2 separate regions of the Homo sapiens genome follow, and region 1 is linked to region 2. A link is an interaction called in ENCODE POLR2A ChIA-PET data of the cell type or tissue named here. Cell type or tissue: MCF 10A. All regions are shown on one strand.

Region 1 (4,000 bases), 81 kb before region 2:
ATCTCTACAAAGGTAAAAAAATTCACTGAAGTGTTGTGGCGCATGCTTGTAGTTCCAGCTACTTGAGAGGTTGAGGTGGGAGGATTACTTGAGCCCAGGAGGTTGAGACTGCAGTGAGCCTTGATCATGCCGCTGCACTTTAGCCTGGGGAACAGAATGAGACCCTGTCTCAAAGAAACAAAAAAAAATCCAATTTTTGTTTTGTTGATCCTTGGTATTGTTTTTGTTTCAATTTCATTTATTTCTGCTCTGATCTTTATTCTTTTCTTTTACTAATTTTGTTTGGTTTGCTCTTCCTTTTCTACTTCTTTAAGATGTATTGTTAGGTTGTTTATGAATTTTTTCTACTTTTTTGATGTGTAGGCACTTATAGATATAAACTGTTTTCAGCTTTTAATCATTACAAAGAGTTGCTGCAGAAGACATCCTTACTAACATGTATATTTTTCTTCTTAGGTGAAATTTGTAAATGTTGCATTTTTATACTAAAGAGCATAAATATTTTCAATTTTATTACAGATTTCTCTCCAATATTCTAACAGTTTACACACCCACCAGGAATAATACCTGATTTTTTTTTTTTTTTTTTTTTTTTTGAGATGGAGCCTTGCTCTGTTGCCCAAACTGGAGTGCAGTGGTGCGATCTTGGCTCACCGCAACCTCCACCTCCCGGGTTCAAGCAATTCTCCTGCCTCAGCTTCCCGAGTAGCTGGGACTACAGCCATGCGCCACCATGCCTGGCTAATTTTTGTATTTTTAGTAGAGATGGGGTTTCACTATGTTGGCCAGGCTGGTCTCAAACTCCTGACCTCGTGATCTGTTCACCTTGGCCTCCCAAAGTGCTGGGATTACAGGTGTGAGCCACTGCACCCGGCCTAATATCTGATTTTTAAAAGGCAATAATTAGCTTTGATGACAGGTAGTTTGTCTGATTTTGAGACTGGACAATGACAAGGTTAAATTTCAACAATGGAAGCATGTACCCAAGTGTTTTGTCAGATACTTTGCATGGAAATGCCTGCAGTTTGGGAGACTGGTGTGTATTGAATGCTTCTTTTAGCACATTTCAGTTGGACTGCGATGCAGTTCTTCAGCTCTTCATTGAAACGCTGCTCCACAACACAAATGCCGGCCAAGGCCAGGGAGATGCAAGCATGGACTCTGCAAAGCGGCGGCATCCCAAACTCCTGGCCAAAGCCCTTGAGATGGTTCCTTTACTGACGAGCACAAAAGATTTGGTCATCAGTCTTAGTGGAATACTACATAAGGTAGACACACAGTGAAATGAATCGGGTCATCTCAGCCATCCCTCCCACCCTTAATAATTAGATACATTAGTAACAAATTGGATGTATAAGTCTATATTTTTATCAACTTTTAATTTGAAATATTCTCTTGATTTCTATATTTTTAACACAGTTAAATACAATTTTCCCATTTTTCAAAATAGAAATAGCTTTTCTTCCCCAGATTTTTGAAAACCTTACACATTCTTTGAATTTATATGAGCTAGAGAGAAATGTATAAATCAAAACAAGCAATTTCCCTATAACTCCACTCCCTAGAGATGAAGATGTTAATAGTGTGGTGTAGTAACTATCTTAAACTAAATATACTCTTCTGTGACCCTCTTTTTTCACTTAACATATGGTCATTATATGTCATTACATACACATCTATCTCAAAAGAAACAATTTCTTTTTCATCTTTTTCATGGTCCTGCCGGAAATGTCTTTTTTCTTTTTCTTTTCTTTTTTTTTTTTTTTTTGAGACAAGGTCTTGCTCTGTTGCCCAGGCTGGAGTGCAGTGGTATGAATGTGACTCACTACAGCCTCTATGTCCTGGGCTCAAGTGATACTCCAGCCTCAGCCTCCCGAATAGCTGGAATTACAGGTGTGCACCATCATGCCTGGCTCATTTTTGTATTTTTAGTAGAGATGGAATTTCACCGTGTTGTCCAGGCTGGTTTCAAACTCCTGGCCTCAAGTGATCCTCCCACCTTGGCCTCCCAAAGTGCTAGGAATACAGAGGTGAGCCACGAGGCCCAGTGAACCGTCATTTTTGACAGATGCATAACTATTATTCCATTATATGGATAAAACATGCCGTATTTAACCAGGCTTTTATGGTTAGACATTTAAACTTTTTTTTTTTTATTTGAGATAGGGTCTCACTGTCACCCAGGCTGGAGTGCAGTGGTGTGAACATGGCTCATGGCAGCCTTGACCTCCTGGGCTCAAGTGATCCTTCTACCTCAGCCTCCCAGATAGCTGGAACTGTAGGTGCATGCTGCCATACCCCAGTAATTTTTTTAATTTTTAAAATTTTTTAAATTAAAAAAAAAATTTTTTTGTGCAGATGAATCTCACTGTGTTGTCTGGGTATGGCTGGGTAAATTTTATTATCATAAATTGTTATAATTAATATCTTCATACATATTTTTATACTTTTGTCTGATTTGTTTTTTAGTTTTTTTTAAGAGAAGGGGGTCTCACTATATTGCCCAGGTTGGCCTCTAACTCCTGGGCTCAAGTGATCGTCCTGTTCAGCCTCCTGAGTAGCTGGAACTACAGGGACTACACCTGGCTTCTGCTCAGTATTTGTTTAGGAGATCTTCTGATCTTCTGAGAATTGGAATGTTTGGTCAGGGGGTAGTTTAATGGAGAAATGAAGGTGAATGGCAGGGAAAAAAATTTTTTTTTTTTCTGAGATGGAGTTTTGCTCTTGTTGTCCAGGCTGGAGTCTAATGGCGCAGTCTCGGCTCGCTGTAGCCTCTGCCTCCTGGGTTCTCCTGCCTCAACCTTCCAACTAGCTGGGATTACAGGCATGCGCCACCACGTCCAGCTAATTTTTTATATTTAGCAGCAATAGGGTTTCATCATGTTGGTCAGGCTGGTCATGAACTCCTGACCTCAGGTGATCTACCTGCCTCAGCCTCCCAAAGTGCTGGAATTACAGGCATGAGCCACTGTGCCCAGCCTGGAAATAAAATTTTAAGCCTGAAATAAATATTTCAGTTTTATATTTTGCTTGCAATTCAGCCAAAAATTACATAGATTGCTCAAAATTTCTAGGTAACAATATTTCATCTTCCCACTTTGTTCAATGTTGTTTTTCACGCGACTTTTGTTGGCATTTAAAAAATAGGCCAGCCTGGGGAACATAGTAAGAATTTGTCACTACAAAAAATTTTTTTAATTAGTTAGGCCTAGTAGTACGTGCCTGCAGTCCCAGCTATTTGGGAAGCTGAAGAGGGGAGGATTGCTTGAGCCCAGGAGGTCAAGGCTGCAGTGAGTTGTGATTGCACCACTGCACTCCAGCCTGGGTGACAGAGCGAGACTCTGTGTCAAAAATAAAAAGGAAAAAAGTAATGGTGTGTGGGTAGAAAGAAAGAACAAAGAGAAGACTTCCTTTTTTTGTTTTTGTTTTTGTTGTTGTTGTTGTTTTGAGATGAAATCTCACCCTGTTGTCCAGGCTGGAGTGTAATGGCACGATCTTGGCTCACTGCAACCTCCGCCTCCTGGGTTCAAGCGATTCTCCTGCCTCTGCCTCCTGAGTAGTTGGGACTACAGGCACGCACTACCATGCCGGCTAATTTTTGTATTTTTAATAGAGACAAGATTTCGCCATGTTGGCCAGGCTGGTCTCAAATGCCTGACCTCAGGTGATCCACCTGCCTTAGCCTCCCAAAGTGTTGGGATTACAGGCATGAGCCACTGTACCCAGCCTGACTTCCTTTCTTTTTGTGTTAATATGTATATATGCCACACAATTAATTCTTGCACTATAGTATATAGTTAGAGCTAAAACAGAATCCTTTGAGAAACTTGCTTGGAGGCCCACAGTTTTACTCATGTCATTTCTAAGAAAAGGATCAGTTTCTTTCTGTTCCAATTTTCCCATCGTAAATGAAAGAAAGGGAACTTTAATTTCAAAATCTTATAAAATTTTGACCATACCCCTACCCTTTCTATGCTTTTAGTATCTTAAGAGCTTCCTT
Region 2 (4,000 bases):
TGTCCTCCTGCCTGGAAGTCCCGCTTTTCCCCCGAGGCCAGCCGTAGAAACTAGAATTCCTCTTTCCCAACGCCAGCCATAAAACCTAAAAATATGATTCTAATTTCCCCTCCATCTTTCTGTATCAAAACTGGCCATTGAAAAATGGCCCACCTTGTTTCACTGTAGCTCATAAGACCCCCATTCCACAGCAGGTCCTGCCCCATACCCTGAAGGAAGGAATGCTGTTCAGAGAGGCCAAGAAGAATCCAGGTGGACAGGCCTTGCCATCTCTTTACACTGATTGCTACTGAGTCCAGCCACGTTAGGTGATTTTTTTTTTAGACGGAGTCTTGCTCTGTTGCCCAGTCTGGAGTGCAGTGGCGTAACCTCTGCTCACTGCAACCTCCACCTCCCGGGTTCAAGAGATTCTGCTGCCTCAGCCTCCTGAGTAGCTGGGATTACAGGTGTGCACCACCATGACCGGCTAATTTTTGTATTTTTGTTAGACACAGAGTTTCACCATGTTGGCCAGGCTGGTCTCGAACTCCTGACCTCAGGTGATCCGCCCACCTCTGCCTCCCAAAGTGCTGGGATTACAGGCGTGAGCCACCACGCCCGACCTAGGTCATACTCTTTTTGTCCAGTTATATTTCTACACAGCTGTCCATAGTTTGTTAAATGTAAGCATAAAAATAGACAATTTCCCCTGTGTCTTTTGGTCTTTGTTCAAAAGGCTTCTCTATCTATACGCTAAATAAATTTATATGCCTTTTTTCCTATTAATTTGCCTTTTGTGAGTTGACTTTTCAGAGGACCTACATTTTGGTGTGGCGAGCAGGGTCACCAAAGCTGCTCTGCTCTTCCGGAAGCCACAGAAAAGGGAACCCAGGAACCAGATCAGCTGGCAAAAAGGTAAGAATTTCTTACCAGTTAGGGTCCCAGCCTCTCTCTCTGTGCAGTATCATTGGGTGAATGGTAAAACTCACTGTTTATCGCTTCTGCAAGGTTTTGATTAATGGGAGTAAAATATTTCTGGGTGGCTAGTCTTGATATCTGGTGTGCCTTTCCCTTCCTTCCTCCCTTGATCCCTCCCTCCCTCCCTCCCTCCCTTCCTTCCTTCCTTCCTTCCTTTTCTTTTTTTATTTTCAGAGTCTTGCTGTGTTGCCCAGGCTGGAGTGCAGTGGCACAATCTCCGCTCTCTGCAACCTCCCCTCCCAGGCTCAAGCAATTCTCATGCCTCAGCCTCCAGGGTAGCTGGGATTACAGGCTCATGCCACCATGCACAGCTAATTTTTTTTTTTTTTTTTGTATTTTTAGTAGAGGCAGGATTTCGCTATGTGGTCCAGGCTGGTCTCAAAACTCCTGGCCTCCAGTGAGCTGCCCACCTTGGCCCCCCAAAGTGTTGGGATTACAGGCGTGAGCCACCGTGCTCAGCCTGGTGTGCCTTTTCTTTTTCTTTTTTTTAGAGTCGAGGTCTCACTCTGTCACCAGGCTGAATTGGTGTGATCACAGCTCACTGCAGCCTCAAAATCCTGAGCTCAAGCAATCCTCCTGCCTCAGCCTCCCAAGTAGCTGGGACTACAGCCGTGTGCCACCGTGCCTGGCTAATTTTATTTTTGTTTCTTTGTAGAGATGAGATCTCCCTGTGTTGCCCAGGCTAGTCTAGATTAGAACTTCTGGGCTCAAGGGATCTTCTTGACTTGGCCTCTGAAAGAGCTGGGATTACAGGTATGAGCCACTGCACCCGGCCCCATGGTTTTTTGCTTGCTTTACTTATCTATTGGTACATAACAAATTAGCTCAAGATGTAATAGCCTAAGCCATCTCTGATGGTTTCTAGGAGTCAGGAATTCAGGTCTCTGCTATACATATCTGGGACCTCAGCTGGAGTCCCAAAGGCTGGGGCTGGGACCATCTGAAGGCACAGTCATGTACAGGTCAGCTGTCAGGATGGCTTCATAATTTGTGGTTTTCAGTGAACAGTGAAACACAGGGTTCTGGTTGAGAAACGATAAAGAATGTATTGGGGGTAGAGATGGAGAGTGATTAGTAATGGAAATGGAATGTAGTGATGTTTGCACAATTCTGTGAATATGCTGCAAACCATTGAATGGTTCACTTGCAATGGGTGAATTTTATAACATATGCGTTATATCTCAATAAAGCTGTTTACAGATTATGAAGAATTTCAAAATGGTGATGGCAGAGTATTTAAAAGGGCCAGGGGCTCTTCTTAGCACACGGCTCTGTGCCTGATACCAGGCCACACGTCTGTGAAGCTTGCCCACTGCTCTCAGCTGAGGGCCTAGTTCAAAGTCTCAACCAGAGCAGCCCCACGGGGTCTCCCCATGAGATCTGGGCTTCCGCCCAGCATGGCGGGCCAAAACAGAGAGAGAGAGACAGAGAAGCCAGTATCTTTTTTTTTGAAACAGGGTCTCACTCTGTCACCCAGGCTGGAGTACAATGGTATGATCATGACTCACTGTAGCCTTGAACTCCTGGGCTCAAGCGATCCTCCCACCTCAGCCTCCTGAGTAGCTGGGACCACAGGCACTCACCACCACGCCCGGCTAATTTTTTAATTTTTACTTTTCATAGAGGCAGGGTCTCCCTGTGTGGGCCAGGCTGGTCTTGAACTTCTGGGCTCAAGTGATCCTCCCACCTTGGCCTCCCAAAGTGCTGGGATTCCAGGCGTGAGCCCCAGTGTCTGGTCCCCTACCCCTTTTATGCCCAGCTTTTAAAGGCACATAACATCACTTCCACCACATTCTACTCATTAAAAGAAAGTCACTAAGTCTGGCCTGCATTCAAGGGGGAAGGAAATCAGACTCTGTCTTTTGAAGAGAGGAGTTTCAAAGAAATTATTGATATATTTGAAACTACCAAATTGGCCTTCATATCTAGGCTAAGTGATGTTTCATGGTCTCCTGCCTAGCACATAGGAGACAAAGCCCCATGTGAATTTTCTTGCCAGGCCCCAACAGAAACCAAGGCTGCATTTACACTGTGGGAACCAACTCTGGAAGAACAAGCAGGCTAAAACCAGTTGGGGAAGGAAGTCTTGTTTCAGGCTTTTTTCCCTCCCCTCTAAATTCCCCTTCTGTATTTTTTTTTTTTTTTTTTTTTTTTTTTGAGACAGAGTCTCGCTCTGTCGCCCAGGCTGGAGTGCAGTGGCACCAATCTCGGCTCACTGCAAGCTCCACCTCCCGGGTTCACGCCATTCTCCTGCTTCAGCCTCCCGAGTAGCTGGGACTACAGGCATCTGCCACCACACCCGGCTAATTTTTTGTATTTTTAGTAGAGACGGGGTTTCACTGTGTTAGCCAGGATGGTCTCGATCTCCTGACCTTGTGATCCGCCTGCCTCGGCCTCCCAAAGTGCTGGGATTACAGGCGTGAGCCACCACACCTGGCCCCACTTCCATAATTTTTCTAATCCTTTTGTGGCATTTCTTCATTTAAAAAAATAAATCATGATTCCAGAGATAGATCTACTGGTGTTTGCTGGGGGCGGGGAAGGGATGAATGGGGAATGAATGATTGCCAGTGGGCACAGCGTTTCTTTTTGGGGTGATGAAAAAGTTCTGAAATTAGATAGTCGTGGTGATTGTACAAGCTTGTGGATATAATAAAAATGAGTGAATAGTATACTTTAAAAGAGTGAATTTGGCTGGGCACAGTGGCTCACACCGGTAATCCCAGCACTTTGGGAGGCTGAGGTGGGAAGATTGCTTAAGCCTAGGAGTTTGAGACCAGACTGGGCAACATAGCGAGACCCTGTCTCAACAAAATTACAAAAATTAGTTGGGCATGGTGGCGTGTGCCTGTAATCCCAGCTACTCAGGAGGCTGTCTCAACAAAATTACAAAAATTAGTCAGGCGTGGTGGCGTGTGCCTGTAATCCCAGCTACTCAGGAGGCTGAGGCAGGAGAATCACTTGAGCCCGGGAGGCAGAGGCTGCAATGAGCCGTGATTGCACCACTGCACTCCAGCCTGGGTGACAGAGCATGACCCTGTTT

Evidence for each region. ChIA-PET counts read pairs that join two places held together with the same protein. Peaks named below come from ENCODE experiments on the same cell type or tissue, not always from the same donor. Only the 100,000 strongest peaks of a DNase experiment are listed, where the experiment ranks them.
Region 1: POLR2A ChIA-PET joins it to region 2 with 5 read pairs; 3 of 35 experiments call an interaction of 5 or more read pairs at or near these places.

The regions. Positions count from the first base shown.
Region 1 is chr12:122,596,671-122,600,670 of GRCh38, forward strand. KNTC1 (kinetochore associated 1) reads left to right here. Exons shown (of 64, transcript NM_014708.6): 44 at 1,061-1,268. Among named protein-coding and RNA genes, the nearest start is that of KNTC1, 71 kb to the left of the region's middle. In MCF 10A, no CTCF peak of the experiment used is centred here; no DNase peak of the experiment used is centred here.
Region 2 is chr12:122,677,264-122,681,263 of GRCh38, forward strand. No RefSeq gene overlaps it. Among named protein-coding and RNA genes, the nearest start is that of MIR9902-1, 17 kb to the right of the region's middle. In MCF 10A, no CTCF peak of the experiment used is centred here; a DNase peak (open chromatin) is centred at 1,968.